Linked DNA regions of Homo sapiens: regions 1, 2, 3, 4, 6 and 7 are each linked to region 5. A link is a loop called in an ENCODE intact Hi-C map of the cell type or tissue named here. Cell type or tissue: ascending aorta. All regions are shown on one strand. Links, peaks and the distances in the headings refer to the core of each region. The heading gives the core; the rest is flanking DNA.

The links. Hi-C counts contacts between places; a loop is a spot of excess contacts. Peaks named below come from ENCODE experiments on the same cell type or tissue, not always from the same donor. Only the 100,000 strongest peaks of a DNase experiment are listed, where the experiment ranks them.
Region 1: a loop joins it to region 5, with 2.6 times the contacts of the local background. A loop is called at or near these places in 11 of 110 quality-filtered maps.
Region 2: a loop joins it to region 5, with 3 times the contacts of the local background. A loop is called at or near these places in 44 of 110 quality-filtered maps.
Region 3: a loop joins it to region 5, with 2.8 times the contacts of the local background. A loop is called at or near these places in 19 of 110 quality-filtered maps.
Region 4: it touches region 5 in a loop (3-fold over the local background); 34 of 110 quality-filtered maps call a loop at or near these places.
Region 6: it touches region 5 in a loop (2.4-fold over the local background); 8 of 110 quality-filtered maps call a loop at or near these places.
Region 7: it touches region 5 in a loop (1.9-fold over the local background); 22 of 110 quality-filtered maps call a loop at or near these places.

Annotation. Positions count from the first base shown.
Region 1 is chr11:95,645,317-95,649,837 of GRCh38, reverse strand. No RefSeq gene overlaps it. Among named protein-coding and RNA genes, the nearest start is that of FAM76B, 140 kb to the left of the region's middle. In ascending aorta, for the core only: no CTCF peak of the experiment used is centred there; a DNase peak (open chromatin) is centred at 2,327; H3K4me3 peaks cover 640 bases; H3K27ac peaks cover 3,659 bases.
Region 2 is chr11:95,067,981-95,072,425 of GRCh38, reverse strand. It overlaps SRSF8 (serine and arginine rich splicing factor 8), which reads right to left. Exons shown (of 1, transcript NM_032102.4): 1 at 1,201-4,445. The coding sequence ends at 4,351. Among named protein-coding and RNA genes, the nearest start is that of SRSF8, 3.3 kb to the right of the region's middle. RefSeq lists a silencer at 2,533-2,592 and enhancers at 3,765-3,824, 3,835-4,014, 4,322-4,431. In ascending aorta, for the core only: a CTCF peak has its summit at 2,575 (motif pointing left); DNase peaks (open chromatin) are centred at 2,545 and 3,655; H3K4me3 peaks cover 2,276 bases; H3K27ac peaks cover 1,552 bases.
Region 3 is chr11:95,565,775-95,570,295 of GRCh38, reverse strand. No RefSeq gene overlaps it. Among named protein-coding and RNA genes, the nearest start is that of FAM76B, 220 kb to the left of the region's middle. In ascending aorta, for the core only: no CTCF peak of the experiment used is centred there; a DNase peak (open chromatin) is centred at 2,209; H3K27ac peaks cover 2,897 bases.
Region 4 is chr11:95,761,921-95,766,441 of GRCh38, reverse strand. No RefSeq gene overlaps it. Among named protein-coding and RNA genes, the nearest start is that of FAM76B, 26 kb to the left of the region's middle. In ascending aorta, for the core only: a CTCF peak has its summit at 1,952 (motif pointing right); no DNase peak of the experiment used is centred there.
Region 5 is chr11:95,702,907-95,707,427 of GRCh38, reverse strand. No RefSeq gene overlaps it. Among named protein-coding and RNA genes, the nearest start is that of FAM76B, 85 kb to the left of the region's middle. In ascending aorta, for the core only: a CTCF peak has its summit at 1,696 (motif pointing right); a DNase peak (open chromatin) is centred at 1,707; H3K27ac peaks cover 2,177 bases.
Region 6 is chr11:95,451,411-95,455,931 of GRCh38, reverse strand. No RefSeq gene overlaps it. Among named protein-coding and RNA genes, the nearest start is that of SESN3, 220 kb to the right of the region's middle. In ascending aorta, for the core only: no CTCF peak of the experiment used is centred there; a DNase peak (open chromatin) is centred at 1,941; H3K27ac peaks cover 2,285 bases.
Region 7 is chr11:95,336,306-95,340,826 of GRCh38, reverse strand. No RefSeq gene overlaps it. Among named protein-coding and RNA genes, the nearest start is that of SESN3, 110 kb to the right of the region's middle. RefSeq lists enhancers at 2,337-3,064, 686-4,225. In ascending aorta, for the core only: no CTCF peak of the experiment used is centred there; DNase peaks (open chromatin) are centred at 2,226, 2,326 and 3,196; H3K4me3 peaks cover 1,496 bases; H3K27ac peaks cover 3,169 bases.

The sequences.
Region 1 (4,521 bases), core at 193-4,192, 58 kb after region 5:
CATGAAAAAAGAAGCTCCATTGCTTGAATAAAAAGTGGCACGTGTTGTATAGCAGTGAGAGTCTGAGTTCTGGAGTGAGATCCAAGTTTAAGTCCTGCCATTTGCTAGTTGGGTAATTTTGAGTAAGATACTTAACTCAAAGTTCTCCAGGCTTTGATTTCTTTTTCTGTAAAATGGAGATATTAATCGAGACATTAATTACTATTTTGGGGATAAATTAAAGATACTATTTGTTATATATACTTTGTGACAGGATACATGTTATCATAAATGTTAAGGAAATGTTGTAAATCTTAGGTAACCACTTGCTTTTCTGTTCTTCGATGTTTGCAAGGAGGAAAACATTTTTCAAGATATGTTACTAGTCTGTATTATCATTTTCTTTTTTTTTCACAATCCTTTCCAATTTGCAAGTGGATATCTGCTGGGCAAATGGGAGTAAGCGAACCAATAATTAATTTAAAAAAATGTTACTGATATATAAATAGATTGATAGCTTAGTGAGGCGGCACAAAGCTCAGAAATAAACCTACATTTGTACAGAAGTTTAGTATGTGATAAAGGTGACCATTTGAAATCAGACGGCATTTGGTTGAAAGTACACTCTTGTATGACGTATGAAATCCCCACATGTTCTGCCACCATTATTTAAAGAAGAGACATGAATTTTGTCTTTAAAAAATTAATAAATTATTACAGGATGGCGAACTGAATCGTCTTCTTAAATCCTCAATATAATCAGAGAAAAGAAACTTTGAAGTCAGTACATCCATAACAATGCTGAAAATTGAGAAAGAGTGATATAATGAATAGAAACTTAGAAGAATTTCTGAATAATTGAAAGAAAATGGAGATCAGATTAATGAAAATATTAAGACTATCCAGATATTCGAGGAAAAGCAGTGATAAAACATAAAGAACCTAGAGGTAGAGGAAAAAATCAGAACCAGTGACCCAGGAAACAGAAGAGAACTTTAAGAACATTTAATGTTATAGGTAGAGACATTTAAGAGAATATTGCCACCTCAAAATAAAAACAGGCTGCAATGAAGGAGGAAGAATAAAGAACAGCTCTTATAAATAAAAATCAAGATTGCTAAATTTTTAAATAGAAGACCTGAAGACCAAATTATAGATCTCAAAGATGAAGATGATAAAATTTCCAAAAATGTAGAGAGCAAAGGGGAAAAAATTATGAAAGAAAAATTAGAAAGCAAGGAGATCATATCTAGAAGTTCCTGTCTGTTCATAGTATTTAAAATGGTTAAATGCTCCTGGGAATAGACTGATAGATTAGTGTGGCAGCATGGAGTTCAGCAACTGATCTGCATTTATATGGAGATTTATATATGATAAAGGTGGCATTTTTAATCAGTGGGCATTTGGGGAAATAGGGCTTATTGGTCTTTTGGAACATTGTTAGTGCCCTACTCCACTCCTAAGTTATTTGATTAAATGGAAAACTGATGCAGATATGCCAGAAGCTCTTGTAACCAATGCTTCCAGTTTGTAAAATTTTAATGTTTATTTTCTTCCATCCTAAAAGTAGACTTCACATTCCAAGGGAAGGGGAAAATGGAGTAGAATGCAAAGGGAGGTTTAAGTTCTGCTTTAGCAGGCATGAGTAGGGAAAAATAAACAGTTGGGGAATTTTTCCAGTCCTGTCTGCTGTTCTGCTCCATTAATGATAGGCTGTTGCTCTTTTACAAAACTAAAGAATAGGCACTAGGATGCAAATCTCATTCTCTTCCAGTTTTCAGCTTTCCTTGAGAAGAGGGATCCACGAATATTCCCCAGACAACTTACATAACCTTGCTCAAATAGAAGCTCAGAGTTGCGGAGTGCAAAATGAAAGAAAAAGGCATAAGGTTGCCTCAACCATTTTGTGAGCTGAGAGCAGAAAGGAAACATTGATTTTATGTCTTACATATTTCATGTGCATTAGAAGGAGGGAGTGAAAGCCTGACATGATGCTCAGTCAAGGGACTAGATTTACCATTTACTTAAACTAGCGTGTGTAGGTTCTCCACAGTAATTAAACTTAAATTTGTGTTTAACTTTTAGCACATTAATGTAAATACATTCTAAGTCATCAAATGCCTACCTTAGTACTGCCACATAATTTCTGTGTTGGAGTTGGCTTTTGTGTTTACAACTTTATTGGCCTCAAGTGGAAAGGAAAAGAACAGAGAAAAAAATAATATATTAGGGAAGGCCAATGGCATCATGATGCAAGCTATGAGTAAAAGTTTCACAGTAACTTAAATAAAGAACTGTGATGGGAACATTAAGTTCTCTCAAGCACACAGTAGCATAGGCTGCCAAACCAAAAACATTCCTGCTCTGGCATTCAGGACCATGGTCACAGAGAAAGGAGTGATTTTTATTTCAGCAAGTAACATCCTCTGTCACATTAAATTAATAGAGGTAATGTGAATTATATTGGTTCTGTAAGTTCATAGTTGGGTGCGCATAAGAAATTTATACCTAGGTTTATGTTTGCACTTCTATTTAAATAGCATTATGATAAAAATAATTTAATTAAAAGTAAACACTAGTGTTATGAGTACTAGTATTTTTATTAGCCAGGACACACATAAAATTTGATCATCACTGACCTTAGTAGTTCTGCCAGGCTACAAAGGTGGTTGCACAGGGCTGAGCTGGAATAGAAACTAGGGCTCAGGTAATTTGGTCTCCCTGTTTCTTCATGAGACAAGCCCTCCTTAGGCTGTTCTCTTTAATTTCTAGCCCATTCTTTTTCATGTTTTAATTTTCTATTCACGAGTAAGTCTCTCTTTCCTTGGTGTTTACTTAGTAATGTGTGCTTCTTAGCAGATGGGAGAACGGGGTTTTTTGAAAGAGCAGGGCTTGGGGTTTCTGGTGAGAAAAAAATGGGAGCTAGCTCAAAACCAAGTAGACCTAGTGGCACATAAACACGATCCCAGACAGTTCCAGAAGCCTCTAAAATAATCCCAACCATTTTGTGGGCAAGACAAGTGCTCTGGTGAGAATTATGACCACTCCCAGACAACTAACAGTTGGCAAAAATCCTTCCCTTTAAGACAAAGAACCCATGGCTCCTGGAGCTCGTATGGGGTGAGTGTTAATCAGATGGAAAGATGGTGCATGGTTCAAATTAAACTAGAAAAACGATCAATGAATTTATGATGAGAATATAAGTATATTAAGCAGATAAAGAGCTCTTGGTTGCTGATTAGTGCATTCCCTCCCTATAGTCATTTGTGATAAGAATGTTACATGGTGGACATGTAATCAGAATCAGGAGAGTTAGATAAGTTGCCTGTCTAGTTAGATCAGAACATGATGGACTGAGGCAGCCATCTGTTTTCAGGGGTGCACACTTGGCACAGAGACCTAATACTCTTCACAAACCAAGGGGCCCTCTCTTCTAGACAGGGGTTGAGTGAGCACAGCCAAATTTGCTTCTGTGTCATCTTTTTTTTAAAATATTTTCTTTTCTGAACAGTCCCTTTCTGATTGGTGTATGTTTCTCTGAATATGCTTATACTCTAAATCTGCTTATAACTAGTGCTTGCCAGCCTGTGTCTTAGTTTTTAAAGCAAACTTATATAAACCAGCTTTGAGACAGTGTGTTCATTTTATTTTTCTCTCAGAAGGTAATTGCCTTAGTTCATGTTTGCTGTTATAACAGAATACCTGGGACTGGGTGATTTATAATAAGCAGAATTGTATTGCTTACAATTCTGGAGGCTGGAAAGTCCAAGATCAAGTGGCCAGCATCTTGTGAGGACCTTCTTGCTGTATCATCCCATGGTAAAAGGCAGAAGGGCTGAGAGAGAAAGAGAGAGAGAGAGAGAGAAAGCAAAAAGGACTCAAACTCTCCCTTTTATAATGAACCCACTCCTGCAATAACAGTATTAATCCATTCACTGTGCCCTCATGGCCTAACCAACTCCCGTTAGGCCCCATCTCCCAGCACTGTTGAATTGGGGATTAAGTTTCCAACACACGCTTTTGGGGGACACATTCAAACTATAGGAGTAATTTTGTTAATTTTTTTTTTTCAAGTTCTTGGCATCCCACTGTTGCTTCAATGTACCACTTGTTTCTTTCTTTTACTTTATTCAAAAGAGATAAAACTATCCTTGAAATTCTGGAGAGCTTTGGCACCTCCAGAATTTCCATTTATGAAGGGCTTGGGGGCTATGATCTAGTGGGAATTGGGGGTGGGTAGAGTACTACTCCAAAGCTGATTTTGGGGAAAGGCACACTGCTTTATGTGGAAAGTGTATTTATTTGGCAGTAGCTTGAAGCTGTGTTTACATAGTAATCATGTTTTTACTTGAGTTAGATGTTTATTTAGAGTTGATTTGGGTTATGGGGCTGATGAAGATTATAGGCATTTCTGCCTTCCTAAGCCATCCCTTTGTTGCCAGTGTGTGATTTTGCTTTTTAACCTGGATCATAGATTGGCTTTGCAATATTCCTGGAGATGGAATTAATTAATTGGCTCTCTCCCAGCCATCTCAAATTACT
Region 2 (4,445 bases), core at 446-4,445, 640 kb after region 5:
TTCTGTCTCTCTCTGTCTCTGTCTCTGCCTGTCTCTCTCTCTATATATATAATACATAATTACATTATATATTTATATATTATATATAAGTATACATAATATATATGAAATATAAATAAAATATATTTTAGACTTTATATATATTCTATTTACATAAAATTATATATATGTTATATATTACAGACTATATATCTTTTATATCTTCTATATATATCTACATCTTTATATATGTATATGTATGTGTATACATGTATATATACACATACACAGTATGTATATGTATATGTATATATCTCAATAGAAATAAATAGTGAATCCAGAAGTAAACTTACCCAGTATGGATACTAATATATGGTAGAGGTGGCAGATTGGATAGGAAAGGAGTTTTCAATAAATAGTGCTTTAAAAATTGATATCCAAGTAGGAAAAAAATTATGTTAGATTTTTACCTCACCACATGCACAAAAATCAATTTCAGTTGTGTTAAAGTACTAAATGCTGAAAGACAATACTATACTGAGTATAGGAAATAATATATGAAACTATCTTTACTGCTTCAAATTAGAAAACAAGACATATAAAACACTAACCACAAAATGTTTGAAGAATTTAGCTACATTAGTGTAAAAATAACTCATCAAAAGACATCATAAAGTGAATTAAAAAACAAGCCACAGAATGGGAAAATATATTTATAGGGCATAAAGACAAATAAGATCCAGATACATAGAAAATACCTTTAAATTGTTAAGAAAAGACAGGTGACCCAATAGGAAGGTGGACAAATTATTGAAAAGGCACTTCACAAAGGAGGATATCCAAGTGGCTAAAAAACAAACAAATAAAAAGCTACAACCTTTTGGTAATCAGGGTAAAGAAAATTAAAACCAAATGAAATACCACTATATACCCATCAGATTTGCAAATATTAAAAGGTCTGACGTTAACAAGTGTTAATGAGGATGTGGAGCAAGTAGAATTCTCATCAATTGATGATAATAGTATATATTGGTAGAACTACTTTGGAAAATAGTTGAAAATTATCTAACAAAATTGAATATGTACTTGATCTATAACCCAGAAAATGCACTTTTGGGATTGATACCTGAAATATATATACACGTGTACATCAGGTTTTATGTATAAAAATATTCATTGCTTCCTTATTCAGAATAACTAAAATAGGAAACAACCCAGATGTCCATCAATAGAACAGTAAAAACTGAATTATGATTTATTAATTAGTAAAACACTACACAGCATCAAAAATAAACTCAGCCACATGCAACAATACAGAGAATCTTAAAGACATAGTATTGAGCAAAATAATCAGTACACACAAAATTCCACTTATACAAAGCTCAAAAACAAAATTAAGCAATATTTTTAGAAATGCACTTATAAATGATGACTGACCCACTATCAAGGAAAGTATTTAACATTGCTCTGAAAGTTCTGGAAATTCTTGATTTTCCTTTCTCAATTTCTACACCCATCACCACGCCCAGTCTTCCCCAACTCACTAAACAGCACCGTCATCCATTTAGCATTTCAAGCCAGTGAGAAGTCATCCTTAATTCTGCTTTTTCATTAATTTCCCTACTTCTAATCTATTACGTGTCTTATTAGATCTAAGATCAATATATTTCCTGAATATGTCTATTTATGTCCATTTCCAACACTACCACTGAAGTCTAAGCCATTGTCACCTTTCTTTCTGGATTACTGCAATAGCCTCACAGCTTCCACTCTTGACCACATACACTCCATTCTGCACTCAGCCCTCATAGTGATCATTATAAAGGATAAAATGGTGTGGCCAGTTAGCTCAGTTGGTTAGATCATGGTACTAATAAAATGCAAAACATGTCACATCACTCTTCTTCATGGGTTCATGTCCTCTGTGGGTCAGGTCTTCCACATGTAGAGTAGAGGTAGGGTATGTTCACACCTTCAATGACAACTACACATTTCTGCTCCAACAGGTCCAAAATTGTTCCTAGGTTTCAAAGTTGTTGTTTGTTTGTTTTTTTCCTTTTTCTTTTTTTTTTTTTTTTGAGATGAAGTTTTGCTCTTGTTGCCCCGGCTGGAGTGCAATGGCGTGATCTCGGCTCACCACAACCTCTGTCTCCCGGTTTCAAGCGATTATCCTGCCTCAGCCTCCGAGTAGCTGGGATTATAGGCATGCGCCACCATGCCCAGCTAATTTTTGTATTTTTAGTAGAGACGGGGTTTCACCATGTTGGTCAGGCTGGTCTTGAGCTCCTGACCTCAGGTGATCCACCTGCCTTGGCCTCCCAAAGTGCTGGGATTACAGGCGCGAGCCACCATGCCCGGCCACAGGTTTCAAAGTTTTTAACGTATAAAGAGTTGCTGATTTTAACATCATATTTTGGTCACGTTTAAGATGTTCTACAGATATTTTTGCTTCAAAGCTTCAAACTCCAGCTATGCCTGGGTCTCATTCTATCCCCAGAAATTGACAATGCTTCCCTACCCTTAGGGCTGCCCCGTCCCCGTCCCACTCGGTCCCATTTAATAAATATACCTCACCTCCCTTCGCCACCTGCTGGACGCGAGGGGCTACTACGATGCCATGGGTGTCCTGATTTTTTATTTCTCAGACAGGACTGCTCTGTGTGTGTCTTTGGATTCTACGTAGATTTATATTTGTAAAATATTACATTTGTCATGACCAGAAGAAATGTCATTATCGTAAAATTTAGATTCTGGAGTCTATATATGAAAGCAATACTAACTACTAACTGTTATAACAACAAAATGTGGGATGTATATCTACAGACCACAGCCACCTTGCCAGTTCATTCAAGAATCGAACCCTGGATTTAGCAGTTTCTGCACAAAGGGAATGAAATATTTTTAATTGATAATTCAGTCAAAAATATTAATGAAGATCCATATGATTGAAAGAATAAATTTATTCAATTGGCTCCAATGTAATCCTATTGTCACCAGATCATTGACACCAAATTGTTATTTTTCCCTTTGCTAGTAAAGGTATAAGCAGAAACAATTGCAAAAGAACACATAACATCTAGTAGGGATAATGATGAAAGCCAAAAATGGATTATTTGAAAATAATTTTGGAAGTAAAAAAACCATAGGTGTGAGGAAAAAAGAGAGAAACTACAAATAAACTGCATTGTGATAAAACAATAAAGCACATAGCTAAAAGCCTATTAAGGATTTTTTAAAAATTATATTTTGAGAAACACTTGGTGCTAATAATTTTCTCAAAAGTACAAATATCCAAAAGTCATACAGAAAATAAAACAACCTACTTTCCATCAAAAGTTTCTAATTTTATTCTGAGAAAAGATAACACCAAGAAAACAATTTTAACTACAGAAACAATGGTTAGCGTAAAAAATTAATAATCAAAAAGATAAACCATGTTATAAGTACTTAACAAACTTATAAACTATTTCTTCCATAACATTCTCCATATTTTAAGTTCATACATGTTGATATGATCAGATTTACAATTTTTCAGAAAAGACGGGGGAAAAGGTGTGATTATCGTCAGCTAGATGTGCTCACTGCATGCTCCATTATTTATCTGCAAGGCCTGGGTGACTGGAAGTGCAGTTGACAGGCATTTTAATAAACTGGACAGCCATTTGTTCTTCAGGACAAGGCGTGTTTTCCCCAGGAGCAATCAGAAGAAAACAGGAAGCAGCTCAGCACTCTGCACTGCAACAGGCCACCTTAATAGCTAACCAGCATCACTCAACTGCTACGCAGCCGGGCCTGGTGCACAAAAACACAAAAGAGATTAGACCTGTGTTTGCTAAAACCCCAGTCCTTTCACATGAAAAATCTTTATACAAATTTGGGTCACACTACCTTTTAGACCTGGAGGTAAATAAAATTATCCATATTAATTTACACCACCTTTTGTAGGTTTTTAAGGAATGAAGGCAATGTTGAAGCATGTCTTGACAGCGTTAGGCTGTGTGTAATGGCTGCACACGTTTCCTTAAAAGTCAGGAGGCCACAAATTAGGTTACCAATCTGTTCATTTCAAACCAAAACAGTCATCACTATAGAAATAAAAATAAATTTTTGCCTCAAATATCCAAACCCAATAACGTAATCTTAGGTCGTTCACCTCCTAAGTTACAATAAAATGTGAATAACAACAAAACGGCACATAGAATGAATTTTGCCACCTGATGCAAAGCTTCAAACTGGCAAAAAGGTAGAAAAGTGTGACACAACCTTTTCAATAGGCAGCCTCTTCTTCCAGGGACGTTGCTTCCATAGACTGAGTATGTGATCCTTTTCCCCCAAGTCCTCCATCACGTTGCTTCCTGATGCATCATTTTCTTAAGAGGACATCTGTCCTTCCTCTTCAGGAGACTTGGGGGGCCTCTTGGATCGCGACCTTGACTTGGATTTCCTCTTGGATACCCGGGGAGGAC
Region 3 (4,521 bases), core at 165-4,164, 140 kb after region 5:
AAAGTATATCTTCTAAATATATATTAAATGTATAAATTATATATTTATAGAGTATATTATATAATATACTCCTAGATTTAAGCAAAAAAACAAATGAAAAAATTATGAAAAGAAATAAAAAACATTGCTCGATGGCCAATCGAGCAGGTTTTACAGGCATCCCCCCAGGTGGGGGAAAAAGGTTTTAGGAAGGAAAGCCACAGATGTATAATGTAACTGAGGGTAAGTGTGGTCATTTTACACGTGGGTGCTGTAGATGGCTAAACAGTTAGGATGTGGGGTGCTGGGTACAAGAGGCAATGTCCCTGTGCTAGCAGTGAAAATGATTTTTGCTTTCTCTTTCCTGCACCCCAGGACCAGACACATGACCCAGTCTAACCAGCATACTCCACCTGATACAGGGAGAGGTTCGGTGATGGACATGTAACTCTGAGCCCAGCAAAGTTCTCCCTGTGATATTATGTTGCTAAAAGAGGACCTTTCTGTCCATGCCGAGAAATCCAAGGTATCTGAGGGTCATATAATCATGCTATTAACAGGACTGAAAATCTGAATTCTCTACCTCAAATAAATGTTAGTAGGAACCAGGCAAAGAGGTGGGAAAAATAGCAGAAGATAAGATTGGGACCCAGGAAGATCCAGAGAAATACACAAAGACCACCTGATGTGTATTTTACTCAAATTACTTGTGCCTTATCTTGTCTGGTATATTGTTTTGAGTCCCTCTGAGGCAGGGACAAAATGGAAGCGGTTCTTTGAGAGCTAGAAGGATGATAAAGAGCAAGGTCTATTTCTAAGACACAGAAACCCTAAGAACAGGGTAATTATTGTTGGGAATAAAGTTTTTGATGTTGCAAAAAAAAAAAAAAAAGAAGAATTAAAATGGGAACAAATGATCTCTCAGCAAGGCAAGCTTTACTTTCTGCAGAAAGGGTGCTACTCAACAGCTCTCCAGTCACGAGAGCACACCAAACAAAGGAGACAAAGTTATTTATAACCTGATGAGTCTACCCTATTCTGTGTCCAGTTTCCATTGGCTGGAATAGGACCTCACATTTTACACTTTATCTGGTTGGCTATTAGTTTAAAACTTTTTTTAACTGGGTAAGGGGAACAGAACAAAGAAAGAAAAGGAAGTTGCCCAGGGATAGTTAAAGAAGCATCTCCAAATAAGGAATGGCATGCGCTATGGGCTGGGGCTTGTCTAGTTCTGTCCAGGCATGCCAGAGCAAGCTAGGACAGCTGATTTGGAATATATATATATATATATACTAATAGTGGATAGCAATCTTATAGTAGGAAATTATAACTTTTTATAATCTTTGAAGAACTTTCCCATTTCTCACAATCTTTAAAGACCATGGCTCAATCAATAAGATCTTTGGCACTGTTTATTAGCAAATTGGCCACTTATTGATTGAATTTTTAAGGAAGTTGTACTACCAGAAAAACCCCAAGCCTGTAACTTCTCAATCCAAAGAGCCCATAATGCTCCAAGTCTGCACCCTTAGCAAGTGAACTGTTAGATTTGCTAAAGGTGGGTGGTTCCACACAGAGAAATCATACAACACTCTTCTTGGACATGGCCACAGATGACAAGGAAGAAGCAGAACTGGGAATGCTGGGTTGGCCGTCTCAGTCCACTGCAGGTGGGGATTCCTCACTAATTCTGTCCATGCATGTGAGATATGATGTAGATCTCTGCATGTTGCCTTAACTTCTCTCTTTTTCCAACTGGGAGTTTGAATTAGTCATATTGTATTTCCCCTTTATATTGAACACACTTTTCCTGTGGAGGAATGCTTTAATAAATCATCACTTAGTAATGGGTTAAAGTCCATAGGAGTCACATCTGGTTCTGCACTAAAAGAATGCTTGTCATTTGGAGATCCTCAATTTACAGCTAGATGCAGGAAACATGGGCAGCTAAGTATCTCCTTTGGTAGAAGAGGCATGTCCTTTCTTTCCTGTCATAGATGGGAGGAATTGGCATCATGTGAGGGGAGTGCATATATGGGGCAATTGAAACATTTTTTACTATCCAGGGTCCCTTTTTTTGAGTAAATAGTCTTATTTCATAGTAATTCTGTTCGGTCCTATAGTTCAAGGGGAGCTGATTCCTTTCTCCCTACCTACTCAGTCCCTAGGAATGAGTGTTCGACCAAGAACTGGTGGGTCAGAATCCCCCATGCTCATAGCTACAGTGATTGGTTGACAGATGTATGTGTGACACACATCAGGTCAGGTAGTCTTCCCAGGGTCATTGAAACTGCTGGATTCAGCTGTGCATAAACATCTCTGGTGGACTTCTCAATTACTCCATTCTTAAAAATCAAGAGAATTTGAGTCTAAGAGCTGTGACTTGTTACTGAAAGTTTCATGACTAATACTCAGCTTCTTATAATGAAACTATTTCCTAACATTCAGAGCTTACCAGGAATGAAGTGGTCTATTTTGAGTTCCCTTTCCCTGGAGGTGATCCAGTAACTGGATGGCTGTATCTCTATATGAAATGCGTTTGTTTGCTACTTAAAGGGAGACATCTCTAAATTTCATCCAGTACTATACCCAGCTCTAGGTCCATTGCTCTAGGTGTATTGCCCTAGGAAAGAGTAATTCTTTCCGTCAAGTCTGACATGACTCTACATGGTGCCGAGGGATATATTCCCACGGGTTCCTGAATGAGAAAGAATGGATGGAGGTGGTTTTAAGTAAACCATCAATAATACGTGCCATACCACTAAGCAGAGATTTTTTTCTTTCTTTTTTAATTTTAAGATCCAGGGTACATGTGCAGGTTGTGTAGGTTTGTTACACAGGTAAACATGTGCCATGGTGATTTGCTGCACCTATCAACCCATCACCTAGGTATTAAGGTGACATGCATTAGCTATTTTTCCTAATGCTCTCCCCCCACCCCGGAGAATTTCATAGAGAGTATTTGATTCATTCTTTAAGGTTCCATTCAGACCTTATATGTTCTCATTCTATAAAATAAAAATTAAACAAAATCAGCCAGGTGCAGTGTCTCACACCTGTAATCTCGGCACTTTAGGAGGCCAAGGCAGGAGGATTGCTTGAGTCCAGGAGTTTGAGACCAGCCTGTGCAAATAGTGAGAATCTGTTTACACACATACACACACAAAATAAAATAAAAAATCCAGGCATGGTGATGCGTGCCTGTAGTCCCAGTTGCTCAGGAGGCTGAGGTGAGCAGATTGCTTGAGCCCAGGAAGTCAAGGCTGTAGTGAGCTATGATTGTGCCTCTGCATCCCAGCCTAGATGACAGAGCGAGACCCAGTCTCAAAAATTAAATAAAGTAAAATAAAATCAAAATGAAAATTAAACAAAATCAACTTAAAAGTTCTTTTTCCTAGTCTATTTTGTTTAAATGATATCTTCTTGCCTATTCCATCCTAGAGTTAGTACGTAGTTGCTCTAACCCCTTTTTCCACCGGGCATTAATCTATCTTCATTTCATAAATAGTAAGTGGGTACTGGGAATTCTCAAGCTTTATATAAATTGATACAGTTTGAGTTTACCTGGTTTTAGTGGAGATTACTGCCATGGAGTACAGATTTTTGTTATGAGGCATCTATATAAAGACATTTTAATTCCTGGAGCAACTTAGATTGCAAAAGGTTGAACATTTCCTTCTGTTACTCTTTTAAAAATTAATAATCCTAGTGCCTGTGGTTTGTGAAGTTTTATGAGAAGCCACGAAGAGAAGCTGTAGTATGAAAGGATGCTTATTAAAACCTACATACATTATGTATGAATTTGCACTTTTTTTGACCTCCTCTGCTGGAACTGTCCCAATCCAGATTACACCAGGCTGAGCTGCAAAACTCAGAGAAAACTACAAACCTTTTTAATTGGGGCATTAGGAAGTTTCAAAACACCAGTTCAAGAAAGCCTCTCAAGGCTTTAAGTTTCTCAAAATATATAAGCCAAGTTCTTGTGCAAATGCCATGTTCCACCCTGAGAAAGATAGCTGCAGTAACATTGAGCATGTCAGGCTGGCAGCCTCTCAAAAACAAGGATAGAAAGCCTGATTTTGTAGTCTTTATGAAATCAGCAAAATTAGGAAAATAATAAATGCATGGAATAGGGTTCTTCTTTGAGTTTATAAACTATAGATTCTCCATTTATCAGGCTTAGTGGACATAAATGAATAGTTGGTTAGTATAAAGGGAAGATAAAAGTAACATGGAAAGAACAGATGCTTTTTTTCAGGCACATTTAAAATTCTCAGAACCAGCTGGTTTGGAATTCTGGAAGAAGCCTTAATCTTTTAATCTGGTGAAAGGCATCTTTGCAGCTTGAAAGGTACAGAGACAAAAGGGGCTGCTTGTCTTCTCTAATAGCTGAAAGCTCCCATTTGGTGAGAAGGGGATGGTTTAAATCAGGCACGCAAAAATAAATTACTGAAACACCCACCTCTTCTCCTACTCAACTGCCTGAGCCAGGAGTTCAGGCTGGCAGGCACCCTCAGAGAACAACTCAGAGAAGATGTAACT
Region 4 (4,521 bases), core at 143-4,142, 59 kb before region 5:
CATAGTTTTCAGCCATGGAAACTTTTTTTTTTAAATAAAATCTTATCAAGAGTCCCAATATATAAAACAAAAGCTGATACACTGGTTGACGTCGAGGCAAGGATTGGTATCCCTTTCATAGTAGGATCAAACATGGCAGATGCTGGTACTGTGTCCTTGATCCTTGATGCGACATAATTTAAATGTCACAGTTATTTGAATTATATCTGAGTTTTTGCTAATTTTTAATTGAGAATCTCAATGAGTGATATCTTACTGTATAGACATTTTCATTTCAGGGAGGTGAATTTCCTGTTAAATTTAATTATCAGTTGAACATGTGTTATGTGCTGCTATGCACCAGTCACTATGCTAATTACTACAAAGATGCAAAGATAAATCTTATTCCCAGGAGCTCATAATCTAGAAGAGACAGCTAGGTAAATAAATCATTGCAGAAAGTATAATAAAGTATAGATATTCACAAATGTTTACATTAGGGAGGGACTTACTAAGATGAAACCATTTTGTGTAAAGAGAAAAAATGTCCAAAGGTTCATGACTTCTAGAACATCACATTTGCCTGTTTTTTTTGTTTGTTTGTTTTGTTTCGTTTTTTAACCCCTTACCTTTCGTGATGCTTTTCAGTTTCTTTTGTTGGTTCCTTCTCTTATCCCTTACATGGAATGGTTGGAGTTGCTCAGGGCTCTTTTTTTGCTTTCTTGGTAAACTCATTAATATTACCTATAAGCCTAATGACTCCCAAACTTACAGTAACGGCCTAGACCTCTCCCCCTAATTTCCAGAATTTCTATTCAATGAAACTTGGTATCTCCATCTGGGTGTCTTACAAAGGCTCTCAAGTTTTACACGTCCAAAATGATGTACTCTTTATCTGCACTCCCCAGTCCAAACAACTACCAAGGCAGCCACTCTGCTATCTTCCCATCTCTGATAATGGCAACTCAATTTTAGTTGTTACAGGCCAAAATCCTTGATGATATTGTTGACTCTTTTTCTCCCACTTCATGGCTGTTCTTTGAAAAGTTCTGCAAGCTCTAACTTCAAGTTTGACCTTTTTTTTTTTTTTTTTTTTTTTGTCATCTCCAATCCTAACTGGTATCTCTGTTGTCTGCAGTCTGTTCTCAACAAAGAGTGATCCTATTAAAAGATGTCATGTCATGTTATCCCTCTATTCCAGTGGTTCTCAACTGAGGGTGATTTTGCTCCCCTGGGGATATTTGGCAATGTCCGGAGACATTTTTGATTATCACACTGGTGGGGTTGGGGAGAGGTTGCTACTAGCATCAAGTGAGTGGATGCCAGGGATGCTGCCAAATATTCGACAATGCACGAAACAGCCCTATGCAATAAAGAATTTGTTAACTGAAAATGTCAGTAGTCTCAGCCGAGGGTTGAGAACCCCTGCTTAGTTCATTGGCACTGCTATAACATAACACCTTAGATTCGGTAGCTTATGAACATTAGAAATTTATATCTCATGGTTGCAGAGGCTGGGAAGTCCAAGATCAAGGAATTGGTAGATTCTGTGTGTGATAAGGACCCATGCTCATAAACAACCTTCTTGCTGTGTCTTTACACGGTGGAAAGGGCAAGGCAGCTCTCTGGGGCCTCTTTTTTAAGGGCACTAATCCCATTCATTGGATCAGATTTCTCATGACATAATCATCTCCAAAAGGCCTCACTTTCTAATACCATCACCTTGGTGATTAAAATAAAACATATAAATTTGGGAGGGAATGCAAACATTCAGACCATACCAGCTGCTCTACTCAAAACTCTAAAATAGTTTTACATCTCAGCTCTTATAATGGCCTAAAAGCCCTGTAAGAAAAGTCTTTATACCACACTACAGCTATTCTCCACCTCTTTTCTTTAATTCTGTAAATATTAAGAGGAAATAAAATGTATTTAAAAGTGTTAACCCTTTTTCTTAAAATTCCTACCTATTTCCACTAGGGGGAGGGCTTCACTACTAAATAATACAGTATTTTCACTTGCCACGTTGTTACAGGAGTCACTGTAATCAGAGCAAGCATCCTCATACTCTTTGTAACAATGTTTCATTATGTACGGTAACCCATTTTCAGATGCAATTTATTTTTCACAATTCCAGTGTACATTTTTTTTTCCATTCGATAAAAGTGAGTTTTAAAATATAATTTTGTCTTTGAATGGATTGTTTTTGAATTTGCAAATACTATTTTAAGGAGTTGCTTTAAAGATTTCCATACTGGATTTTTTTGTGCACATTTCTTTCCCTCTAAATCCAGTCCTACTGATGCACTAGGTGCAACATTTATTTGGTCCCTCCTTCATCTATCTGTGAGGAAGTTCCTGCACCCAGTATACCCAGGGGTAACATAATAGGTTAAGAAATCATCAATTCTAAATCAGAAGCCTACTATCTCCAACTAAGCCATTGTCTCCTAGAGAGACATGACATGGGCACTGCATTATTGAGCTTTTCATTGTCAATGCACCCCTGGAAGCCTGGAATTCTACAGTACACAACCTGTGCAGCCATGAAACCAAGGCTGAGGCTTGGATTACCCCCTGGGCTAGAAATAGGCTTTGAATCAAGCCATCGCATGTATTAAATGCCTCCTAAATGATCGTTCTTTGTAGATGTTGCTCATTTTTGCACATTCTATGTGACATGAATTTTTCTTCAAGAGGATTATTAGGCCTCCCCTATTATTCATGGAACAATGTCTACTGGGACATCAAGGGTTCATAAGGGCTGGACCATTCACCTTCTGTTGTGACCCCCTCTTTTATCAATGCAGCTAGAAAAACTGTACAGTTTAGAAAATACCTGAAAAGTGATGACTGAAACTGAAAACGATGAGGTGGAACAGCAGTGAGAAGGTAACCTGAGAAACCTGGAAAGTAGCTGAAAGGAAGGTGGGGCACTGGGAAAAGTGGAGTTCATACAAAAACCAAACACCAGCCGGGTGTGGTGGCTCACGCCTGTAATCCTAGCACTTTGGCAGGCTGAGGCGGGTGGATCACCTGAAGTCAGGAGTTTGAGACCAGCGTGACCAACATGGAGAAACTCCATCTCTACTAAAAATACAAAATTAGCTGGACATGGTGGCACATGCTGGTAATCCCAGCTACTCGGGAGGCTGAGGCAGGAGAATCGCTTGAACCCTGGAGGCGGAGGTTTCAGTGAGCCGAGACCGCACCATTGCATTCCAGCCTGGGCAACAAGAGTGAAACTCCGTCTCAAAAAATAAAAATAAAAGAAATAAAACCAAACACCAAGCCAGCATAATTACTGCATCCAACTTTTGTTTATATTAAAATGACTTTTAATACAAGTGTGACTTAGTCTGGGGTCATGGCATAACCATTCTGTAGCTAGGTGCTTTTATAGTCAAACTAACAGTCAAAACTCATAACCAGTAAATATATATATAATATGTGTTTGTGTGTATATATATGCTAAATGAAGTCTGCATTCTTATTTTCAAATTGTCTTAAGTTCTTTTTGCAATATACATTTTATTCAAATGGAAGGTTTAAAAATGGCTGCAGGAATTTAGAGAATTTTAGAAATCATTTCCAAGTGCCTCTCAAATGGAATGAAATGTATTTAATATGGTGTTTTCCTTACATCACCTTCTGATTTCCTTCAGCATAGCAACTCTGAGCAATCAGAAGCCGCAATGCAGGCCTCTGATGTCATCAGCTGCCTGCTCCTATGGTTACCAAGATGGGCCCACAATTTCTGATCATCTATGTCAATGAAGTGGCCTGTTTCCTAGACTATAAGTATGTGAGTAGTTTTATAGAGTGGAGGGATAAAAGGGCATTTGTCCGTATTTAATTTTTCCTTTGAGTAAAGAAGTAGGAGGATTTTGTAATATGACTTATTTTTAAAACAAAATGCACGTTTTCTGTTACCTCAATAGCTAGGCTTTCCATATACTTATCTCAAAGTACTAGAGTAAGAAAAGCTTTAGGAGCATTTGAAAAGGAGTGAAAAACAAACATTTTATTTGGAAATAGGGCTGTGAATTCAGCTTGGGCATACAGATCACTTATCATAGGATATGAGATTAAAATTCATGATTGAGACAGCAAGGTACCAATAGATACCAAGGTGAGGTGAGCCACACTCAGAAACTTGCAAAACGGAGGTAGCTGAAAACTCAGGACACAATTCTTATTCCCTCACCAGAACTGAGGGGCTAAAGAGGTTGAGAGTGGTACCCAGGAAAAGATTTGGAGAGAGATGAGATGTAAGCCCTTCCTGTCTATCCAAGGAGGTAGGTTTGGGGTGTTTTCCCCACCAGAAGTAAAGATTTTCAATGAATTCACCTGAAGAACTTGTTAAATTCCATGTCTCTGGTCGGGGACAACATGGTCTGGTGTCCAACTGCCCCTGAAAAATCTAAAATCTGGCATAGCTGGCCAGCTTTTCTGATGGTACCAACAAAGAAAATGCCATCGCATTGAGATCGTCGTCCATCCTCAGAGATTATTGAGTCAAGGATATATGAATATTGTGTC
Region 5 (4,521 bases), core at 146-4,145:
ATGCAGTTGGGCTCCAGAACTGACACACTTCACCCTATCCTGCTTGTCATGGTACTTGCTACAGGCTCTCTTCCTTGATGTGCACGTGCAGTCTAATTCCAGTGATGGGTGCGCGGCCCTTAGTGCTGTTGTATGCCGGTGCCAGCTTGTGTGGGCTCACAAGAGCTAACTAAGCACAATTTTCCCCAGTTCTGCATTCAGTGATGTCATATTAGTAGCTTATATTTTGCCATGGTGGAAATATTTACACCACAGAAATCAGCAAACACTGGAAGTTAGGGCTCCCGTATTCCCGACAGAGAGCTGCGTTATCAGCACCTCACCAGCACTCTACTGTCTTAGTGTACTTTGCATAAAAAATGATGTCATCTGCTTCCCAGGAGAATAAAAAGTGTCTGTTTTCATATGATTTCAGGATTTTTTAGGCTTGTTTCCAAAGGATCACTCATAACACTTATATGGTAGTTGTGCTTACATGGTAGTTACACTCTGTCTACATTTACATTATGCAAATTTGAGTACGTGTGCCTATTAAAAGGAAAACCCAGAGACATAACAATTTCAGTAGTGTGGACAGTTCTACGAACTCTTGCAAGTGGGGAATATTTCTCTTGGAGTGAGCCTAGATTGGCAGGGCTACAAGAGCTCTGGGGCAGTGTAATGTAGGGAAAAGAATGAACTTTGGGATCCACAGGTTCAAATCCTGTTACTTACAAGCTGTTTGACTTTGGACAATACTTTAGTCCCTCTCAATTCCATATTTTATTAGGTATATTAAACAAGAAAACCTATGATGGTTCTGTTCCCCAACACCCTCAATAATTTTTTGTTACCTGCCCCTTTCAAGAATCACTTGGAGGGGCCGGACTTCACCACCTCACAGTGCTTCTCCAGAGGGAGGGAAACCTGTTTAGGCTTGGGTCCTGATATGTAGTCTTGGAAAGATGTCAATGAGGCAGTGTGAGCAGTGACATGGATCCAGAAGCGGAGGACAGACAGCAGCAGAACTGCCTTGCAACAAACACAAGCTGATGGCAAAAACAAACAACAAAACGACTAAATGATGACATACAAATATCAGTGCAAAATCACAGCAGAAATGAACAATGACAGTTGAGCCTCAGCTCCCAACACCCAGCCCGCAAAAGTGCTAAACTCTGAAAATTGTAGCAAAGGTAAACAAGTGCGCTCAAAAACTTTCAGATGAAACTAGATGCTCATTAGAAACATTGTTTTAAAAAGAGGAGGGAGTGAAAAGGAAATAAAGACTATTCTATTATTTTCTGCCTGACTCCTTTTCTGTTCTTCTCTCCACTTCTTTTCCTTTGGGGTTCTTTCTCTTGGTTCTCCTTTGCTCTGTCTCTCTGGCTTGTTCTTTACTTCCTTCTGATTGTCTCTTGTTCTTACTTCTATGTGTGACAGGAGGTAAAGAAATTCGGGTGATAGATTCTTCTGCTCTTAAATCAAGCCATGTCTGATCTTCCTGGAAGGCATCCTAGGACCAGGGGTCTGGGTGGTGAGGAGAAATCCGAAATTCTCCTTCCAAACCTCCAATATGATCCTCTCTGCCCAGCTCCAAGGCTGGCGCTTTCTTCCTCTCAATTTATTTCACAGTCCAGGATACACTTGTCCAATTGGTGCTTTGTAACTGTGAGTCGGCCTGGGTGTTGGCATGCTTGGAGCCGACAAAGAGGAGAAACAGTAGGGGGCGCTCTCTAACCAGGGCGGGAGCTGCCAGCAATGCCTTTCTAGGCAAGGCCGGACTGCGGCTGTATCTTTCTTAAATTCGAAATCAGGAGCTTCCCAGCCCATTAAAGGAATTGACATACCTCAGTTCCTGTATCACTTGCCACTTTCACTTTATTTAGCTCTTTCATGATGTTTTGAGGAGTGAAGGCTGGGAAATTTGTGTCCTAAAGACATTATGCAAGCTTATCTTGGCAAATGAAATTGAAAACTTGATTAAGAGCTCTTCATATTCTGCTCAGATGTCAGGTAAGATGCTAGTCTTTCAGACAAAAACACCTGGCATGCCCGATGAAAGTATATTTTCTTTCCTAGCACTTAGTTTTTGCATCATATTGCTAAACTTTATGGTAATACATAAACAAATAAATACAGTCCTTTCTTAGAAGTGTGAAGAAAAATCTATTTCTGCTTGAGAGGAACCTTGGGAATATTTAGAAGACTCAGTATAAGTGGGGCATGAGGTTGTTCTCAGTAGCGTGTCACTATGGTAACACATGCCCAATAGCCTGGTCCTTGGCCCAGTGAAGGGATAGCACCTGGCTTAGGGGTTGACACAGAGTATAAACTCAGGAAGTGTTGGATTGAACATCCACTTTCTCCTTATTTTATGTTCAAGGGCGTAGGATATTTTATCTTTGTTTACTTTTCCTTTACTTTTTTTTTTCCCCCGTGAAGAATGCAGTAAAAATATTCAGGGCTAAATGGAAACATTAGGGTCACCTAGGGCAGCCCTGTGACATTTTGTTTTTCAGAAGCAGCTGTTTCCCTGTCCTTTCCTATCTTCCCATTCCTCTGTGAATTCCATGATGTTCTCTTGCAATAATGGCCCTGAACTATTCCATTCCACCTGGATCCATTGCCTTTCCTCCCTCTCCTCTCCATTAGAATAACACTTTTCCATGCCTATGAGAAATTAATATGTCAGTTCTTCTGGTACTGTTATAAATTCAAAAATTTTAAAAGTTCATAGTTACATTTTTACTTGTCCAACCACTTGACCCAGTTTTAGATTTGTAAAATATGTTCACTATATTCAAGATCCCCTGGTAGTTAATCTGAAGAAATGTCCTGATCAGTGTTTGAGTAGAAGCTAATGACTAAATTTGTAATCACCCCTTTCCCTCTAATTGCACTTTAAAAAAGGGAGCGAAGAATTTCAGGCACATGGTAGCCTGATGAAGGAGGTGATTTGGGGGTGGGGAGGCCATTTAGTTCTGTCAAATCACACCCTCTATGAGGAGAGTTACATACTGCAACAAAATCTCCTGGGACCCTTCTTCTGCAGCCTGGTGCCTTCCAGTATATAGTAGGGCATATTCAAATAGGAATAATCCTGCTAAAGCAACATTCTGGAAGGGCTGTTTCTAATATTTGCTTACCCTGATCACCAGAACCTTGGTTGTGATTTTCCACTGGGCAGATCCAGTCCAGATAATTATCCATCAAGATATTTTCTTACTGGGGGATTTATATGAGGTGTTACACAAATGAAGGAGAATAATTAAACCCATAACCAAGGAATATACTAGGTTCAACTATGTACTTAACGAGCAAATACAAACACACACACATACACCACCACCACTCCTGCAAATAATATATAGTCAAGCAATTGCAGTATTTCATATCTTAAGTTATTACAGAACTGATAAAAGGTTTATCCAGGGATACCTAAAGGAAATGTCTCTGCCTGGCCCATGTATAGATCTTTACTTCCCCCCCACCTTTTCATCTAATTCTAGTATGTGATTTTATTATCTTTTATGTGACACTATTCCACATTCCCCATAGGTTTCTATTGGAATGGTTACTTCTTGAATCGGAGCACTTAAACTACTTGAGAAGTCTCAGGCTTTCTATCTGCAATTGCTTCGAGTTTACGCCTTAACATGAGTTTCTATCAGCTGTATCTCTTTAGTTCTCATTACTCTTCTTCTAAGCACAACTGCCTGGATCTGTGTCATGCTAGAACTTTTAGAGATTTTCTTTTTTTCAGTCAGCTCACAGCACTGGTCACCTAGGAATGACTTAACTCTTTCCTGTGCTTCACTTCATTTTTTTCAGCTCTCTCATTCAGTGGAGGCAGTGTGAGTAGTTATATAAATAACTCTAGCTTTTAATTGAGAAGAGAACAAATTCCAACTCAATAACTACCTAAAAGTCTTTCCATTGTGAAAATGCCGTCAACTTAGGCATCTTCCTCCATCTTTTTGGTGTGCATAGAATAACCATTTTTGTTTTTGCCTAAAACATGCAGTTTCACAGTTATGCAAACCTGGGACAAGGTCTTTTCTCATATTAGGGTGAGAATGAGGCCAAGAGAGCAAGCAGTGCAGCCTGTGTCATTGTCTATCTGCTGAATGTTGGTAGCCCTTCTTCTAAAGAGAAACCAACACAGAGAAAACAGGCAGTATTGCTAAAAAACCATCTGTGAATGGTGCGGTAGGTCACAGGAAACAGAACATCTTTTGGGGCTCCCCCACCCCCATAGAAAGAATGCAAGACTTGGGACTATTCTATAAACTTTTCAGCGCCTTAATGGGTGGTTGCTGAGGACCCTGGGAATATAATCCAGTAAGTTTTCGCACTTATCCCCTCCCCACCAAATAAACAAGTTGCACTGGTTTTCCTAAATCTCTCTCTGAAGACTTGGTTGAAATTGAAGTGGTCAGTATTATGTTGGGTCAGAGGTTAAATTCTGGACTAAATTGGGGGAACACAGAGACTTAGAAGGATTGAGGATAAGTGATAAAGTTTTTGTTAAACTGTAAA
Region 6 (4,521 bases), core at 127-4,126, 250 kb after region 5:
GGTGTGGTATTGTGGAAGCCATGTGTGGAAGGCACATGAAAGAGGAGTAGCTGCATGACCACCACATTGAGCTTCCGGCTGAGGAATTCTTGGAAGACGGAGGGCTCTGGGTGCTTCTCTGGAATGAAGATACGTCTTTCCTCAATCTTATGTATATTAATAGAAAAACATATGGTCTTAATCTTTGCCAGAGGATGTCCATGAAAAACAGGGAAGTTGATCTGCTGCAGAGGAGGGGCCCTTTCACGTCCTTTTGCTAGAATTCTCCACGGGGCTGTTTCCAGCTCCCAGGACAGGAACCTCAGCCCCACTGCTGTGCAGCAGCCTGTGCTTCTCCACAGGAAAGAGAAGCACCACTGCTTGGAATGTTGTAGACACCAGGAAATGTTGGGTAAAGAGCAAGGGAATGAATGAAGGAATGAATGAGTAAATCAAGAGTAACCATGGTTAGAAGCTGTGGTTTACAAAAGAGAAAATGAAATAAACCAGGCAAATATTGGGGCCTGAGAAAGAAAAAAAAATGTGGGTGGCTTGAAGTAAAAAGTTTTCTGTAAGATTTGCATTGTTCACCACCAAGGCCTCTACCCGCTGAGACCTTCTCACCCTCTACCCCACCCTCAGAGACCCAGCTCCCCATTCCCTGTCCTAACTCTGCAAGAGTTCCTGGTTCTTCCTGAGAGGTAGATGGTCATTAAACATGGGGGAAAACAACCTAGATTTAAAGTGCAGAAATCAGCTGGATTATAATCTGAGTTTCATGAGATCGTTGTGAAGATTTTTCTACAATGAGGTTTATGAAAACATCTTGTAAACTCTAAAGTGCTATCCAAATGGAAGGACATGTATTTATTTTCCAGAGGTTAGCACAGGAAATATTCACTGTCAAATAGTGTCAGAAGGGAAAAGAGAGAGCTAAAAGATAGCTTCACACCAAGGGAAATGCAAGGTGGAGGCATAGACTTAGGAGAAAGGTAGCAAAGTCAAAAGAGAAGAGCTAGTTGCAAGACTGCAGCCATAAATTGTGTTGGGATAATGCCTTTACTCCCAACTCTTTAGTGAACTCACTGCATTGATGAGATTTGTGGCTCAAGTGGATTTGATTTACCCCCAAGTAAATTGGCAGCTTTGAGGTAGATGACATGCGATAAGGGAGGCCACGTAGTCTCAGGAGTGGAAGCTCTGAGAATGCTTAGGAAGTGAGGCTGGGAGACAGTATAGCAAAGAGCTTTTGATGGACACTCACTGTGAAGTAGAATTCAGGCCAAAGAGTAGGAGAATCTCTGAGGGGAAAGCAAGCCTAGAGCGGAATTTAAGTCACACACTTGTATACAGTAGGGAGTGAAAGATTTGGTATATATAATAGATGCTGTAGGACCTCAAATGAGATGACTAGAGTAATATCTAGAAGGGATTCATTGAAGAAACACTTTCTCATTTTCTACCTTCTCTCCTATGCCCCTAAATCTATTACCATCTTTGTTTCCCTGTCATCCTCTCTCTTTTCCTTTTGTCCTGCCTGTGCCTGAAGGTGTCTATGGTTTTAAAGATTGAGTCTAAACAGCGGTCTCACCAACGCCCTCCCTGGGTCACTCCCCTCCTTTGCCAGAGCCGGCATTGGCACTGCTGGGAAAGAACTCTGCGCAATGCAAGGCAGACTGCATGGACTCGTGCCTGACCCTATCCCCACCCCATTCCCATGCCATACTATTCACCCTGTCAGACAAAAAGGAAAAATGCTGGCACCATGCAGATGATCCAGAACAATGTCCACAGTTTCCAATATAAACTGTGCAGCTCAGGGCTCCCACCCTGCCGAGCGTCCAGTAACTTTTGCTGAGCCATCCAAGCCCAAGGGAAAATAACCCACTGTGAAAGAACAAAGGCAGCCTTAGCTCAGGCCTGTCCCCACCAGTCAGGAGAGGCAGGCGACAGCACCTCTGGGCCAGTGCGGTCCCTGGAGGGCGGCCAAACAGGCTGTTCTGAGCATGACAAGGCAAGGGAGGGGCCCAAGAGGCCCCAGTCAATGAGAAATAGATCTGCCTGAGAAATAATAATGAATGAAAAGGCGCAGTGACAAAGCCTTGCCTCCGAGCTGGTTTGGCACACCCTCAGATCTAATGATATGTTCAGAAAGAAAAATCCACAGGCAAGATTTGGAATCCTTTAAGCCAACTAGTCATCCACAAACAGGCCCAATGATCTTGGTTTTACCAGCAGGCATTCCAAGAAAGGGCTCTTGGGCCTGACAGCTGTCCTTCTTCAACAGGCTCAGCACTTGTCAGTGCTGGAATGTGAAATAGCCTATTTGGGAGCAGAGGGATGGACTAGATGAACCTATGAGCTCACGTAATTCCAGGTCAAACAGGCAGTGAGAATGAGACTAGTACCTGTGACTGTGAAAAGACATACTGGTGAGGGAATAGAAGCAAAGATCAGAAGGAGGGGTCAGGAGGAGCAGGGTCTTTTTCAGTTCTCAAATATTTGCTGAGCTTTCCTTGAGACTTGAGAGCTGAGCACAGTGAGGTTAGGGGACAAAAATAACAGATGCCACCCCACTCTCAGAGTGCTTATGAGATTATCTACCTAAAAGTGCCTTAAAAAACATTTTAAGGGGGTCAGAGAGTATTATTGTCATTACCAAAGATGCCTGGAGATCATCTGACTCTGGATCCAAGTCTGATAGCTTGGTGGAGCTGCTTGGAAGTGGGTATTGAGTTTGTGAAGGCTTGCGTGGGTTCAGGCTCAGCAAAAGGAATGCGTTGATTCATTAGTGCTGTTTGTAATGGATAGAAGGGAATGCTACATATCCAATGACCTGAGTTCCAATCTAATTTGGCCTATTTTACAAATAAAACAGCTGAGTTCCGGGAAGAGGAGATGGCAAAGTTGAACAAAATGGGCACTAGATTGTCACAGCTAAGCCTTCGCTCACCCTGCCCTGGGAGAGCAGGACAGATGAGCAAACTCCAGGAGATGCCGGCGATGCCACACAATCGCACAATCGTAGGGAGGAAGAGAGAAAGGAAGGGAGGGGCTGGGAAGGCTTCTAGAGGCCACAAAGCAGCACCATGTAAACACATACGTGGTTTCCAATGAAACAACAGCTCCCACTTAACCCTCCTTCTCTTTTCCTGACCATGGAAGGTTGAGGTTAGGTTGCCAGGAAAGTGGCAAAACTTTCCCATAGATCCTACCCTGGGTTGAACTTTGAAAGAGTATTATAGATTTCTTAAGAAGTGAAGTGTTACAGGCCACAGTTTATGATGATTAGGTGAGAGTTAAAGCACACATTTTATTCTACATCATAATAGAGCTAGTTGTATACCAGTCCCTCTTTGTGAAATTAAAGATTTCATGAAGATATTATCCCTGCATTACCCAGCAACTAATAAAATTGTATAAAGAGTAGGCATACAGTGAATATTTATGAATTAGACAAATAAATGAAGACATTATTAATATCATTTTTAGGGAATCCAAAGATTAGCAGTTAATCTTCCAGCCAGGAGAGAAAACAAAAACACACTTGTAGTATTAAGTTTATTAAATTATGGAACTGCTCACTCAGCCATTCCAGCCAAGGAGCAAATAATCATAATCATAATCACTAACATTTATTGAAGAATTACCATGTGTTTTATGAGAATAAATACGTCAGGACAGATTAATTGTTTTAACAAGCAATTCTAAAATATCAGTAGTTAAACCATAATCCAATACAGATTGAGAGGGGCAGAGCGGGGAGTGCTATGCTCCAGTCATTCAAGGACCCAGGCTCCTTCCATACAGTGGCTCTGCCTTCTCTGAACCCTAGAGTTCTCTTCTGGATCCTCTGAATCTACCAGTAGATGAGGAAAGAGAGGGTATAGAGGATTATAAGGAAGGTTTTGGGGATAAGCCTTCGATAATGTAGCCTATATCTCTTCTATCCACATTCCATTCATCAGAGCTTAGTCACAAAGCCTCACTTAGATGCAAGGAAGTTGGGAAATGTAGTCTATTGGTGACTCATGAAGAAAAGGGAAAAGGTTGTTGGGTATCTAGCAAGTCTCAGCCACAAAGCATTATCTCATTTAGTGCTCAAGACAGCCTGATAAGGCAGATGTGATTTTTATTCCCATTTTGCAGATGAGAAACTTGAGGCTCAGAAATTAAAATAATTCCCAATATCACACATCTAATAAATGACAGAATTGAAAGTTGGTCCTAGATCTGACTCTAAAGCATATATTCTAGACCCACTAAGTTATGGACCTTCATAACTGAGGTTTTTCTCTTTTCCTTCCTATTTTTCTCTTTTCCTTCCTCACTACACAGACTCTCACCATGTTGATTTTGGCTCTCCTGGATCTAAACTGCTGATAATACTTAGCTATTTGGCATCAGAATATACATTATCTTATCTATTTTCCATTGCACTTCCATGTGGTAGGTATTATTAGCTCTATTTTACCAGAGAGGAAGCTGAGATTGGATGGGTTACATAACTTGGCCAAGATCAAACAGCTAATGAGAGGCACA
Region 7 (4,521 bases), core at 325-4,324, 370 kb after region 5:
GGTCATCTGAGAAGGTGATAGTTAAAATGAAAACTAAATGACAAGAAGGATATGGCTCTGTACAGATCTGGAGGAGACACATACCTGCATGCACCCTCTCTCCCCTAGTTCCCCGCATATGGCCCCCTTCCCCCAGTTCCCTAAAGTCAATGTCGGAAGATGAAGCAGAAAGCAGCAATTCTATGGTATTTCTTTTCTTCTTAGATTTTTCTCCCAGCCTGAAAATTGATCTAGAAACTATTTATCTACTTGTGTCTTTATTCATTCAACATGTATTAGGTGTCTACCATGTACCAGGTACTTTGATGGACACAGGGAATGTGATATAATACAGGTACTGGCATCTGACCACAGAACAAGGACCTAAGAACAGGATTCAATACTTAATGTGTATTTCATTTAGATCAAAATTAAACTAGGGATTATTTACAGTAGCCAAGATATGGAATCAACCCAAATGTCCACCAACAGATGAATGGATAAAGAAAATGTGGTATATACATACAATGGATTTTTTTTTCTGCTGTACAACATAGTACCTGTAGTTAACAATAGAGTGTTGTACACCTAAAAATTCATAAAGAGGGTAGATCTCATTTATGTAAGTGAAGTTACCACCAAGAAAGTGGGGGTGGGGGGACACAAATAATCTTTGGAGGTGTTGGATATGTCTATTACCTTTATTTTGGTGATGGTATCATTGGTGTTTGCATATGTCCAAACTCATCAAATTGTACATATTAAAAAATATATATGTATTCCTTTTATCAATTATGCCTCAATAAAGCTGTTTTTAAAAAATTAAACTAGGGAGAAGTATGTGTGTGTATTTGTGCATGTGTGTGCTATGTGTATGTTTATCTGGATAAACATATACCTGGCAGCATATGAGTTCACAAACAAAAATCAATGTCTCAATGTATATTTGGCTGAAGCAGGCATAAAGGAATCTTGTTGCACAGTGAAAGTTACTTCCACACACTCAGCCAAAACAAAGCTTGCTAAACTCTGAAAAGCAAAGACTAGATATGAGATAGTCATCCTGTTACAAGTTTCATAAGGAGCTAAAAATACAGAAGAGGAAAACAATGATCTCAGCAAGGTAATTGCCAATAGGTGAACAAATGAAGCAGACAGAATATGAGCAGCAATTTGGCAGTCCTGTGGGGAGGGGATGAGTTTGTGGGGCTAATGTCAGTGTGGCATACCACCAGTAGTTACAGTCCAGCAAAACAGTTTGAAACTAGTTATCCAACTACTCCTGACACTGCACTCCTCACTGCCTTAAGACACGCTTAGGGGATAGGGGACAACAGGAGAAAGGTGACAAGCTGACAGGAAGGAGAATATGGGTATCTTTTTTCCACACCTTCAAACATTCCAATTGATCTTTCTTAACTAACATTTTTCCTGTGTGGATTTTATGCGCCAGTGGTAAGCAATGTCCCTTGGACATTCCTTCCCAGGCAGGAAACTTTGTTTTTGTTTGGGCTCAGCCAGGATCTCTGGGCTGCAGGCATGTTGTTTTATTTTAAGAAAGTGGCTGTATTTTAGCTAGGGAGCATGTTTTGAGCAGAGGTTTTAAAGTGCCATCTTCCAGAATGACTTAGGCCAGACTGAAAACAGCGAGGAAGCTGGATAAAATTAAAGACCTCGAGGGATCTTTCCAAGAGCTCTGAGTTGGTGAAAATAATTTAGTGATTAGTCCCTTCAGCATCTTTAGATCCTTTTCAACCCAATGGGTGGGCTAATGCCTGCAACCTCTACAGTTTGCCGGGATTCTGAATTGATCAAGTTACAGTGAAACCACACAGGTACAGAGCTGCTGGCTTGCAAAGGATTCCTCCCTCAGAAAGTTCTTGGCTCCGGCCAGAAAAGAACACTACCACATTTTTCTTGGCTTTTTATAGGGTGTTGATCCAAGGATCTGTTTTTACATTTGAATGTGGCAGTCAACTGTAGCATAATAGATTGCAGACCTTTGTGAAAAATCACTGTGAAGGCTTCAGCAGAGAACTGTGGGCTGGCTGCAGAGAACTGCACTGTCAGCAGGTTAGGAACTGGGCGCTTGTCCATGTTTTCCTTATTTTTAAAGGAGTCATTGACCTTCCACAGGCCTGTATCAAAATGGGGGGAACAAAAATGCTGCCAGACAGGGCGGAATTGGAAGAGGCCTCTTTCAGGGGCTGGAAAGGCCTTCGTTTAGTCTATTTACTGTCATGGAAATTCTGAGTGTGACTTAGAGGCCTCCTTGGCTCTGAGCCAGGTGGAAAGGTTTGGAAAAAAAAAAAAAAGCAGAGACTCAACTGGGGAGTGAGCTGGGTGGGAAAGCAGCTGCCCTGGCACAGCCCCCAGAGGGATGTGAAGAGCCCCAGTGCCTATTGTGCAAAGGCAGATTCAGAAATCCCTGCAAGTTTGGACATAGGTGACAGCCAATGTCACTGTTCCAGAGTGGCCAGGTTTGATAAACATGCTGAGAAGTTGTTAGAATTTGTTCTTGATGAAGGAGGCTTCACCCGACATACCATTCATTCCTTCATTTGTTCTTCAAACAGTCTTTAAGGGCCTACTGTGTTTGAGACACACCACGCTCAGCACTGAGAATACAGTCATGACAAACACAATCTCTGCCTACTATTCTGTAGGAAGACAGTCTAGTAAAAACAGCTACTATACTACAATAGTTAGGCAGACCAGAGCCACCATAGGAGTATTAGAACAGTCTCAGATCTACCCTGCATGGCCTCTCTCCAGGGCACCTCAATTCATTTCATCAATCATCACTGGAATTCCTATCAACCCTGTGCTAAGAGTTTAGTCCCTCCATATTATGGGCCCACAGGATCCAAGTGAATTGGTACTCTCCCAGGTTACAGAAATTCGCTCCCTGTCTAGTGCAAAGGATGTATGAGCTACAACTTGTCCCCTCTCCCAGGGGGATTTGCATTTTAAAGAGGATTATCACCTCAGCTAAAGGCAAGGTTCCCCCAGTGCAGGCTTTTAGGCCAAAGCAGGAAGAGTAGAGAGTGTCTTAGAGAACCAGAAGACTGCCTTCCTAGAAACACAGATGTCACTCCGGGGAGGCAGCCTGCCCGCCCTGGGCTTTAGGCCGTTCTGGAACTGAAAGGGGGTTGGAAACCATCTGGCAGGATACGAAAGAGAAAGCCCGTGGCGAGCAGCCACCGGAGCCTTGCTTTCCTGGGCTGGCCTTCCTAAGCTCCCCACAAGCAAGGACTTGTTTTCTGCTAAGCTCTCAGGGAGTCTAAGAAGGGGTTTACGTGAGAGAGTGTGTGTGTGTGTGTGTGTGTGTGTGTGTGTTTGTGTGTGTGTGTGTGTGTGTTCTACAGCCTAAAGAGAAACTGCACATAGGGGAAGCATGTGAGGTAAAGAGGCCAGAGAAAAGATTCAAAGAGAACAAGCAAGAGAGCCGGTTGGGGCAGGTCTCCAGAGCCGCTATTATTTTTTTCTGGTTGATTATCACAGTGCTTGAAAATGAAGAATAATTTCAGAGGTTGGTGGGGAGGAGGGGCCTGGCTTCTTGGAAGCCTTATTAACACCAGGCGAACAAGACTGTAATTAATCATCAGGGTGAACTTGAGCCACTGGGATGAACGCTAACCCGTTAACCAGCTCTGCCTGGTATTTTTATTTCAGCAAGATCTGAAACTTTAAGGATGTCCTTCTGAACACGATTCCCACCACCACTGCCCTCGGTAACTCAAATGAAGCTTCTGGAGTGAAGCCTTGCAACTGTACTGTCATGTTTTCAACTTTATAATTTTATTCTAGTGACTTCTAGATCTTAACTTTGACTTATCCACTGTGGTAAAGACAAATTGAAAGAATTTGAAACATCAGACAACTTAGATTATGATTTTTACGTATACCAGAATAAGCATTATTTTTTTTTTCTTCCTACTGCTATACCTTTCTTCTTATTGGGCTAGGGTTAATAGAAACAATTCTTATGAAAAGGAAATCTATTATTTTAAAATATATGCGATTTCAGACATTGTCTGAGATGAAGGTTACCTTCATGCTATCTGTGAAGAAAAGTTTGCTAAGTAAATGAGGACAATAAACAAAATCTCAGCCCAAATTTTTTACCTTACTTGAAGAAACATATTGTAAGAACCATAGCAGCATCCATTTACATGTAAACATTTTTATACTACTTACAAATTATTGTCATCTTTCCTTAAAAGCTGACCCTCAAAGAACCTCTAGTTGGTAACGTGCTTCTAGCTTCATTTTCATCACCCTACATATTGGAAATTCATGAAAATGCTTTTCTTCGCAAGCATTCCCCCAAAGCTAATTTGAATTAATGATGTTGGTGTAGTTAGAGTTTGTTTATGGTCTGGTACTGCTAAATTCATGATTGACTATATTACCTGAAAAAAATGGGGTTCATTTGCCTGGCAAGTAACAACTCTCCACGAGAACACAGGTTTTTTCTCAATAAGCATTTTATTATTTGTCACAAAAAAGAAGAGCACTGGTGTGTTCTCCAAGGCAGTG